Linked DNA regions of Homo sapiens: regions 1 and 2 are each linked to region 3. The links are chromatin contacts, found by Hi-C or POLR2A ChIA-PET in ENCODE. All regions are on one chromosome and are shown on one strand. Each heading gives the region's core, a stretch centred on a gene start or an enhancer-like site at or near the end of the contact. The rest is flanking DNA. Distances are from core to core; before and after follow the strand shown.

The links. Hi-C counts contacts between places; a loop is a spot of excess contacts on that map. ChIA-PET counts read pairs that join two places held with the same protein, here RNA polymerase II (POLR2A). Pooled maps may share reads with other maps.
Region 1: a loop to region 3 is called in a pooled map, with 2.1 times the contacts of the local background. The contact joins the promoter of ANKDD1A here to the enhancer-like site in region 3. A Hi-C loop is called at or near these places in 3 of 50 pooled maps. POLR2A ChIA-PET finds 5 or more read pairs at or near these places in 2 of 52 experiments (activated CD4-positive, alpha-beta T cell and activated T-cell).
Region 2: a loop to region 3 is called in a pooled map, with 3 times the contacts of the local background. The contact joins the promoter of PPIB here to the enhancer-like site in region 3. A Hi-C loop is called at or near these places in 1 of 37 single-sample maps with no recorded cell type and 6 of 50 pooled maps. POLR2A ChIA-PET finds 5 or more read pairs at or near these places in 3 of 52 experiments (GM12878, H1 and OCI-LY7).

What each region holds. Positions count from the first base shown.
Region 1 is chr15:64,910,455-64,914,001 of GRCh38, forward strand. ANKDD1A (ankyrin repeat and death domain containing 1A) reads left to right here and starts at 1,448. Exons shown (of 15, transcript NM_182703.6): 1 at 1,448-1,510. The coding sequence starts at 1,477. RefSeq lists silencers at 676-970, 1,044-1,093, 1,294-1,473 and an enhancer at 1,660-2,203.
Region 2 is chr15:64,161,093-64,164,405 of GRCh38, forward strand. PPIB (peptidylprolyl isomerase B) reads right to left here and starts at 1,930. Exons shown (of 5, transcript NM_000942.5): 1 at 1,760-1,930; 2 at 949-1,062. The coding sequence starts at 1,894. RefSeq lists enhancers at 489-1,053, 1,287-1,787, 1,595-1,844, 1,788-2,288, 2,395-2,444 and a silencer at 1,895-2,254.
Region 3 is chr15:64,428,966-64,432,378 of GRCh38, forward strand. All of the region lies in intron 11 of TRIP4 (thyroid hormone receptor interactor 4), which reads left to right. Among named protein-coding and RNA genes, the nearest start is that of ZNF609, 30 kb to the right of the region's middle. RefSeq lists enhancers at 1,049-1,560, 1,561-2,072. Within about 2 kb of position 1,471, at least 10 of the 41 ENCODE cell types and tissues checked have a DNase peak (open chromatin) inside an H3K27ac peak, as active enhancers do; they include GM12878, where a contact is called at or near this core.

The DNA of each region.
Region 1 (3,547 bases), core at 198-2,697, 480 kb after region 3:
AGGGGGGGGTGCGGCGCAGTGGCTCACACCTGTAATCCCAACACTTTGGGAGGCCAAGGTAGGTGGATCACCTGAGGTCAGGAGTTCAACACCAGCCTGACCAACATAGTGAAACCCCATCTCTACTAAAAATACAAAATTATCCAGGTGTGGGGGCGAGTGCCTGTAATCCTAGCTACATGGGAGGCTGAGGCAGGAGAACTGCTTGAACCCAGGAGGCAGAGGTTGCAGTGAGCCGAGATCATACCACTGTACTCCAGCCTGGGCGAAAGAGTGAGACTCTGTCTCAGAAAAAAAAAAATCATATCTTTGATTATTATGTTGGAATTGTTATTTTGAGACCATTTTGAGGGGTTGGCTCAGGGCTCATTAATTGTTAGCTGTTATCATTATGTTATTTTTCAAAGGCCATTCCAAATACCTCCTTCTTCAGGAAGCCTTCTTGAACTATATTCTAAGGACTAATGACTGAAAGATGCTCTTCCTCCTTTGATCCCCAAAGTAGTAGTAACTACACCTATCATGGCTTTGCTGGCTTCTTGCCTTGGGATAGAGATGCCTGAGACCCCATTATCCCTAAATTCAAAGAAGCTGTAAATGCCTTTAAGGCAAAAAGGACATGGACATCCCCCAAGGGTCTGAAGTGCAACCCATTCTGGTGTATTTAATGTGTATCTTTTTGTTTCTATGTGTCTTTGCAAGTCTGTGTTGTTTGATGTAAATGCATTTGTAATATTTTTATTGATATTGTTTCCTAGGTCTTATTTGGTTTGGTTATTTACTTTTTCTGCCTAGCACTAGGTGTTTAAATCCATATTGCCACGAATACAGCGGGTCCCTTGCTTTGAGTGCTGCACAGTTTATCCATCTGCTCTTACAAGAAAGGGCGCTTAGATTGTCTCCAACTCCCAGCAACCACAGCAACACAGCAACCAACATCCTCCTACATGTCCCTTTATGGGCCTGATAAATCTTTCTGAACACTGATAAATCCGACCATCTCTTCATATGCTTGCAGACCTGCTGAGGTTGTGGTCCCTTAAACGCCAGCTCACATCTTTGGGGTTTGACTTTCTGCGCCTGAGGCGGCGGGCCCAAGGCTCAGCCCTCCTCCCCGAGTCCCGAGAGGCGCGAGGAGGATGAGCCTGCCAGATGCCTTGTGCGCATCTATCTCCAGGGCCGGGGAGGCTGGGCGAACTCCCGGGGAGGAGACTGGGTCAGGGACACCTGCGGAACTCGGCGTGGCCCCGACCCGCCGGCCTCGGGCGCGGAGGGGTGGGCAGGTTAAGAGAGCAGGAGGAGGGACCTGCGTCCTGGTCCGGGACTGGGGTGGCCGGGGCAGCTGCGCTCCTAGCAGGCGGGGCGTGGAGTCTGGAGGAGCGACCGCCCCGTCCTCTCGGCTCCCCGGGCCCCGCCCCGGCGGACGCGCGCCTCGCGCCCGGGCACCAGCGCGCGCAGGGGCTGCGGAGCGGCAGGATGCAGGAGGAGCTGGCGTGGGAGACCGACGGCCGTGAGTCTGCCTGGAGGAGGGAGGGGGGCGGGCCGAGGCCGAGAGGACCCCCGCATCCGTTTGGGGAGTGCCAGGGGTGAGGTTGGCGCCCTCCGAACGGCCACCTCCGTGTGGGGCGTCTGTGTGGCTCCGAGCGGAATGGTTACCGGTCCGCGCACTGGGCCGAGGGGACCTTGCCAGTGCGTCTGGGACTCGGGGACCACACCCGCCAGGTGAGCGGGGAGCAGCGGCTGAGAGGTTAGCTACAAATAATAAAGGTAATAGCGATCCTTGACTGCGTGCTGTACTTTGTGTGCCAGGCCTTGACCCAGGAGAGGCACGTCATTTGATCTTCGCTGCGGCCATATGGGTAGGACATTATGTTATCTTCATTTCGCAGATGAGAAACTGAGGCACAGGGTGTTCAAATGAGTTGTTCAAGGTCACACAGCCATTGAGTGGTAGAAGTGCTGAAGGGCCCAGCTCACCCGGAATGCTGGGGCTGGATAGCGAGTGGAGACCGCATCAGATGGGGCACGCACTCAGAGGAGAGGAGCCTGACTGGCCACAGGTGGAATGAGGGCACCTCCGAACCTCCCTCAAGGAGTGCGCCCAGTGCCAGGGCCTCTAGGCCGGGCAGCAGCGTCTGTGTGGGCATCAGCTGGCCTGGGGCAGCTTTGGCTGCACCGTCTGGGAGAGGGGAGAGAAAGATTGTGTCGGTGTCTGCACTGTGAGTCCTTGATCCTGCAGCCCTGGCTGAATCCTGACAGCTGAATCCCGGGGCTTTCCCTCAAAAGCGCATAGTGCAGCTCACTGGATTCCTTTGAGACCTATAGTGTCCAAAATGCTGGCACACTGCATCTACTCAGCTGAGGGATGTGTTGGGGGTGGGAATGCTCAATCAAGATTAGGTACATGGTTCTGCCTGGGGCGGAGGATCACTTGAGTGGGCCTGCGAAGAATGTGTACCAATGGAGCATTGGGGTGTGTGGCAGAGAATTCTGGACAAAGACCCAGCATGGGCAAAGGCTCAGGTAGCTCAGTGGGTATTGGATGTGGCCAGAAAGAGGGTGCCGGATGGGAGGTGGATGGAAGAGATGAGACTGGACTTGATTTCATTCTAACTTAACCTTCTCTGGCCTGACCCTATGCAGTGTCTGCTGGCTTCCCATTGGAACTCCTGGCTGTTTGCCAATACAAACCAGGCCAATCCCCCTAAGCTGCACATAAGATAGAGGGTGCCAGACAGGAAGGGACCTATACAGATCTCTTTCTTCACCCTCCCCCAGTTTTACAATGGAAGAAACAGACCTACAAGGGGGATGTGACTAGCCCAGGATCCTGCTGCTGGAAAGTGGCAGGGAAGGTACTAGAACCCAGGCCTCTGTAAGCTCACATCTGAAGTGGCAGCTCTCTTTGGCTACCAGAATTTGACCCTTTGCCTTGGAGGAATAATAGTGATGATGATGGTGGTGGTGGTGGCGGTGTGGTCATTATGTGCCAGACACTGTGCCAGGGGGTTTTCATATCTCATTTCTAATCATGATATTAACCTTGTAGGGAAGCTCGCACTCCTGTTTTGCAGATGAGGAAACTGCCTAACACAGCTAGGAAGTGGTTAAGCCAGAGTTGAACCCAGGACTGTGTGATTGCCCCCCAGGGTAGCAACTCTGAGATCCACAGGTTGTATCCATGAGGCCCCAGAAAGCTCAAGATCCTCTTTCTCATCTGGAGAAGACTGTGTGGAATTTATCTAGAAAAACAAACTGCATGGCAGGCCTGTCTCTCACCTCAGTGCATCTTAGCCTTCCCTACCAAGACACTCGTCACCTGTCCCTGGATACACAAAGGGGCTGGGTTCAGACATTCATACTGGACCAAACATGCAGGCTATGGGGTCACTTGCCCTGCAGTGACTATGGAAAGGGCCAGCAAATATTTGTCTCTGTGCTAGTATGTGTGAGCACTTTGGGAGAGGGGACAGGCATCTATTCGTCTGGGGATTGTTGGTGTCACTCATACAAGCAGAGATTTTTTTGTTTCTGTTTTCTTTTTTTT
Region 2 (3,313 bases), core at 680-3,179, 270 kb before region 3:
TGGAATTACAGGCGCCTACCACTACACCTGGCTAATTTTTTGTATTTTTAGTAGAGACAGGATTTCGCCATGTTGGCCAGGCTGGTCTCGAACTCCTGACCTCAGGTGATCTACCCGCCTCAGCCTCCCAAAGTGCTGGGACTACAGGCATGAGTTACTGCGCCCGGCCTTTTATTTTTAATTAATTTATTTTTTTTTTGAGACAGGGTCTCACTCTATTGCTCAGGCTGGAGTGCAGTGGCATGAACATGGCTCACTGCAACCTCCATTTCACTTCAGCCTCCTGAGTAGCTGTAGCTGGGACCACAGGTGCACCCCGTCACACCCAGCTAATTAAAAAAAATTTTTTTTGGCCGGGCATAGTGGCTCACACCTCTAATCCCAGCACTTTGGGAGGCCAAGGCAGGCGGATCACCAGAGGTCAGGAGTTCGAGTTCAGCCTGGCCAACATGGTGAAACCCTGTCACTACTAAAAATACAAAATTAGCCAAGCGTGGTGGCGCATGCCTGTAATCCCAGCTACTCAGGAGGCTGAGGCAGGAGAATCACTTAAACCCGGGAGGCGGAGGTTGCAGTGAGCTGAGGCCGCACCACTGCACTCCAGCCCAGGCGACAAGAGTGAAACTCCGTCTCAAAAAAAAAAAAAAATTTGCGGGGGTAGAGACAGGGTCTTGCTATGTTGCTCAGGTTGGCCTTGAACTCCTGGGCTCAAGCAATCCTCCTACTTTGGCCTCCAAAAGTGCTGGGATTTTAAGTGTGAGCCACTGTGCCTGGTCAGGGCCCCATTACTCTTAAGAAAGGGCAATACTGTGTTCCCAGGGCAACAGGCAGTCGGTGCTCAGTGAGGTCCACGCTACAGATCGGCTGAACTCTGCAGGTCAGTTTGCTGCCATCCCCAGTGCCAATTTCACTTCATGTGAGTTGACTACCCCTGCTCCAGCCACTTACCTCTCCTGTAGCTAAGGCCACAAAATTATCCACTGTTTTTGGAACAGTCTTTCCGAAGAGACCAAAGATCACCCGGCCTACATCTTCATCTCCAATTCGTAGGTCAAAATACACCTGAGGAAAGAGACCATTTCCAACTTAGCTTCTTTAAAGGGGCGTTGCTAGGGGAGGGAAGGTACAAGAAGCTAACCTGAGGATGGGAGAGAGAATAGAGCCATATTTTTAGAGAAGTGGTTCTGAATCTGATTTTGGTGACGGTAAAAATCCTATGAGAATCTAATGAAAGCTCCAGACCCTTTTCTTGGAAAACATGCTTATCTATACCCTCCTTGGACTACAGGATAACAATATTTGCTCTAAACAGCTAATGGACCCAGATTCTAAAAATTAACATTAGAAAACCCATAAGGAGCGGAGCCTAAGTTCACCACTTAAGTTTGAAGTATACATACTGTGCTTTGTAATTGGAAGTGGCTAAAATTTGGCTTAAGGAGAGAAAGGATTCGGAATCCGGCAGGCGTGATCTTTCACCATCTCCCCAGCACTGAGGGGTGTTTGCAAAAAGCCTGCTCTGAGACTGCCAGTGTCGGCCCCAGATGGGTATCCGGGGATCCAACTAACTCCCTGGGTCAGGGCAGGGGCTGGGGGTGTCGGGGTGGGTCCGGGTCGTTCCCTGGACTGAATGGGCAGGACGGCCCAGACGCCACGAGGCCACAGACAGAAGCCGAGGGAGGAGGGGCTGAGCCAAGGCCAAGCCAAGGCCGCCCGGGCCCGAGCTCCGGCACCGTAAATGCCGCGGACTCCACCGGACCTTGACGGTGACTTTGGGCCCCTTCTTCTTCTCATCGGCCGCAGAAGGTCCCGGCAGCAGCAGGAAGAAGACGGACCCCGCGATGAGGGCGGCGGCAAGGAGCACCTTCATGTTGCGTTCGGAGAGGCGCAGCATCCACAGGCGGAGGCGAAAGCAGCCCGGACAGCTGAGGCCGGAAGAGGGTGGGGCCGCGGTGGCTAGGGAGCCGGCGCCGCCACGCGCGGGTGGGGGGGACTGGGGTTGCTCGCGGGCTCCGGGCGGGCGGCGGGCGCCGTTTCCCCCCTCCGGCTCGGCGCCGGATAGTAGGTCCCCCTGCGGGGCGGGCACCGACGCGGGCTCGTGGGTGGTTGCCACGTTATTGCTCCCTCATTGGGCTCCCGGCCGCCCTCTCCCGCCCACAGGAAGGCCACCGGCGGAAGGCGGCCTCGCAGAGCACGGGCCCGGGCTCCGAGAAGACCACAAGCCCCGGCATGCTCCGCGGCCCGCCCCGCCCGGAGCGCTGTTCCACTGGCCTGCGGTAGCTGGCGCTTGAGGTTAGCAAATACGTGGGCCTGGACAAGGGGCACGGGAAGCTTGTCACTGTTTTGGGCCAGTCAAGTGTTTGTCACCGCCAAATTGGCTCTAAACGTTGTGGCTTCCAAACACTTCAGGGACATTTATCCTTACCGAGCGTGGCCTTGTACGGCTCCTCCACTTGTCTTGCAAAACTTGCTGCACAACCCACTTCCTTTTTTACTGAGGCCGTCAAGTTACTACCCATTTTTCTCTCCCTTCTGTAATCTTGCTGTGCTTACTGTTGTGTATATCAATGGACATCTTATTGTATACGCTGTTCTTAACTTCCTTTACCTTTTCCCCCAATAGACTACATTTTTTTTTTTTTCTGCGGAAGGGACTGTGTTGCATTTACTCTGTCCACAGCTCCCTCACAGCGCGGCAGTACTGAGTGCCCAACAAGTCCTGGTTGGGATAGCTTCACATCCGCACTGACATGAGAAATAATTTATGCCACGGCCTGAGGATACAATGCCTTTTTCCGGAGGTCAGGAATAGTTACTAGATGTCCCCACAGGGCTATTTTAGGTCTTCACACACTTAGTGTTGTCCCAATCTACAACATAGATACTTTGGTACTGGGAGTCTTACACACCAAAACAAACCAAAACACAAACTTCCAAAATTTGGACCTATGGCGTTAAAACGTCTTTAAAACTAATTTTCAACGATTAACTTCGTAGAAATTCCAGGTCGTCACAGCACAGATTATAGGCAGGGCTCCATTTACATAAATTATGCAATGTAGTCTTCATGAGGCGCTGACCTGAGACTGAAGTTATGCAAGGCCACTGGCATTAACTTTGTTGTTCATTACAGCGGCCTTACACAGGTTGTAGAGCTTCAAGACAGTTCTCTTATTTCCCATCCTTGCACCTCAATTCAGACAACCCCAATCAGGAGGAAGTTTTAAACATTGTTATACTGACAAAGATGATCTTCCAGATCCATCTCTCATCCCTTTTTTTTTTTTTTCTCCTATTTTGTTAAGCCTCTTTC
Region 3 (3,413 bases), core at 221-2,720:
TGTTAGCCCTATTTTTATCTTATTTATTGAGTAAAGAGTTTATCAGTTTTAAAAGTTGTAGCTTTTGGGTTGGGCGTGGTGGCTCATGCCTATAATCCCAGCACTTTGGGAGGCCGAGGCGGGTGGATCACTTGAGGCTAGGAGTTCGAGACCAGCCTGGCCAACATGGTGAAACCCCGTCTCTACTAAAAAACTACAAAAATTAGCCAGGCGTGGTGGCAGGAGCCTGTAATCTCAGCTTCTGGGGAGGCTGAGGCAGGAGAATTGCTTGAACCTGGGAGGCAGAGGTTGCAGTGAGCCGAGATTGTGCCACTGCACTCCAGCCTGAGTGACAAGAGCAAAATTCTGTCTCAAAAAAAATAAAATAAAAATAAAAAAAGAAATGTAGTTGTCTAATCTATTATACCAGCCTCATTCTTGTTTTCTGAATGAATGAGTTGAGAGTTTAGGAATAATGGCTCTTGACTAGCATTTACCAAACTATTCCATGGCATAGGTGTTCTCTGAAACACAAATTTGGGAAATACCTTTGGATTAAACAGATCTGTTTACTGTAGAACATCTCAGAGCCCTTAATATGCTAGTGTGGATTATGACTCTCTATGAGGTGGATATAACATGCAGTGTTCTCAAAACTTTGAGCATAAATTAATCCCCCACCCAAACATGCACTACCTATTTACATACTACAGAACTGGTATCATGGTATTTACAGTTTAGGAGTGTTAGTCTAAGTATGCTTGATTTTTCTGTATTCTCATAGGTCAACTCACTGAGAGAGAACCATCTAGGAAGTAGTTTCCTAACTGTGACCTGTGCCTTCCCTTCAGTATCTCCATATTCATTTATCACCCAGTTGAATTGCATTTTCTTTGAAAACTAATGTGGATCTAGTAATTTTTACTTCAACTGAAACTAACTTCCTGTGTGACTTGGACCACATTTTGCCTTTACATGCTGTTCCTTTTTCTTTTCCCCCCAAAATTCAGTAATTTACTTCTGACCTCACATTCTTGGCCTTTCTTTGATAAGTTAAAATACACTAAACCCTCACTATTTTTGGCATAGTGTGATCATTTAGTCCTCTTAAAAAAAGAAAATCGAAAAGGTTTTGTTAGTGGTTGTTTTAAAATCAAGTGCACTACACTGTTAAATGGCTTTAAAAATATGTGCTTTCTCCTGAGCCATGAACTAGTCTTCCTTTTTATCTTCTAAGATTAGTATGGCCAACATGACTAATTTGTGCCAGAAAAAATTCCTCTAGATCCTCAACCCTCCTGAGTAATGGCAGAGGATCAGCCTAGAGAAGGTAGAAGTGATATAGAAAAGGCTATGGGTTCAACTCAGGGTAAAAAGGTAGATGAGAGCCATCTCGTTAAAGCTTCTCCTGTGATTCCCCTGGAAGGAGCCCATGCTGTTTGCCAGCATTTTATCTGCCAGCAGCAGATGTAAGCTCTCAAAAACAGCAGGGAGGATGTTGACTGCAACAATGCATCAAGGCTGTGGTTTGTAACCTCAATAGTAAGGCAGTTAAAACTTTTTTTTTTTAACAAAGACATTTTGATTGCCAAATCCATAACCATTAGCAGCTGTGGTTTGAACAGTTCTCTAGACCTAACAAGTTTTCAAACAAAAAGTTGAGTTGGTGGCTTTTGTTTCTACGTGTCTGTGTTGTGTTTGTGCTATTTATATCCCTGCCTTCAATAGAAAATCTGATTTGTCTGAAATCTCCAAGGTCATTGATTATTCTATTTCTTCTGAACTGAATCCATTCCTTTCCTGCCAGCTTACTGACCCTTTAGTCTATTTGATCTTACAGCTTTTACAATAGCCAAGACCCTATCTTCAAGGAATTATGCTGAAGCAGTTATACTGCTGGGTGCCTGTTTCCAATAATTGACGGCAGTAGACTTGTAGTCTTCCAATAGGGAAGAGAATATTACTTCTTCCTTTTTCTAGAAAAGTATCTTCAGGATCTAGGAGAATTTGCTGGAAGAAAAGTAAGCAATTTTTAAAACTTTAAAAAAAAAAGAGTATCCAAGCAACATAGATCTTCAGGAAGATTCCAAGTATCACTTCGTTTGTGGAAATCATCAGCTTCTATCACCAATGAATTGTCTGTGAGTCTGAGAGATGAGAAATTAGAAAATGAAGGATTTAATAGTCAGTATTCAAACCAGGCACTGGAATTCAAAATGCAGTCCACAAATTCTCTTTTAAAATATGTGAAAATGTCCTGTCTGTTGTACTGAGAAAATCTGCCAATATATAGACCTCAAAATATTCCGATAACAGCCCTCACGATGAGGGCTGTTATCTGAGACTCAACAAGAAGAAAAATTGTTATGTTACTAACAACTAGCTTAACCCTGGACAATTCATTAAAATCACAGCTCACTTGAGTGAGATATAGGGAATGTAGTTTTGGAATTCTCTTGAAGACTGGAACATTGACAGGCTGGGCACGGTGGCTCACGCCTGTAATCCCAGCACTTTGGGAGGCGGAGGCTGGTGGATCATGAGGTCAGGAGTTCAAGACCAGCCTGGCCAACATGGTGAAACCCTGTCTCTACTAAAAATACAAAAAAAAATTAGCTGGGTGTGGTAGTGGGTGCCCGTAATCCCAGCTACTTGGGAGGCTGAGGCAGGAGAATCACTTGAACCCGGGAGGCAGAGGTTGCAGTGAGCAGAGATTGCACCACTGCACTCCAGCCTGGGCAACAGCGTGAGACTCCATCTCAAATTAAAAAAAAAAACAAAACTGGAACATTGACTAGAGTTTCTAGATCAAAACAGACTGTCTTTAGGGTTATTTGCAGTCTGGGTATTAAGTACCCACTTAAATGGTTTCAGAAACCATTTATATTATATATATATATATATTTTTTTTATCCAAAGAGCATTGTGTTTTCTTTTTTTTTTTTTTTTTTTTTTTTGAGACGGAGTCGTACTCTGTCGTCCAGGGTGGTGGAGTGCAGTGGAGTGATCTTGGCTCACTGCAACCTCTGCCTCCTAGGTTCGAGCAATTCTCCTGCCTCAGCCTCCTGAGTAGCTGGGATTGCAGGTACGCACCACCACGCCCGGCTAATTTTTGTATTTTTAGTAGAGACAGGGTTTCACCATGTTGGCCAGGCTAGTCTTGAACTCTTGACCTCGTGATCCGCCTGCCTCGGCCTCCCAAAGTGCTGGGATTACAGGCATGAGCCACCATGCCTGGCTGAGCATTATGTTTTCTGTTGTACTTATCCTGAAGAGAGATGGGAAATATTACCACTTTTCCATGTATTTAGTGTTTTGGTTTTCATCTGAAAATAAACATGAAATTCTTAAGATTTTCATATATATTTATTCATTAATAAATACTTGAGCCAGGCGCAGTGGTTTACGCCTGTAATCCCACCGCTTTGGGAGAC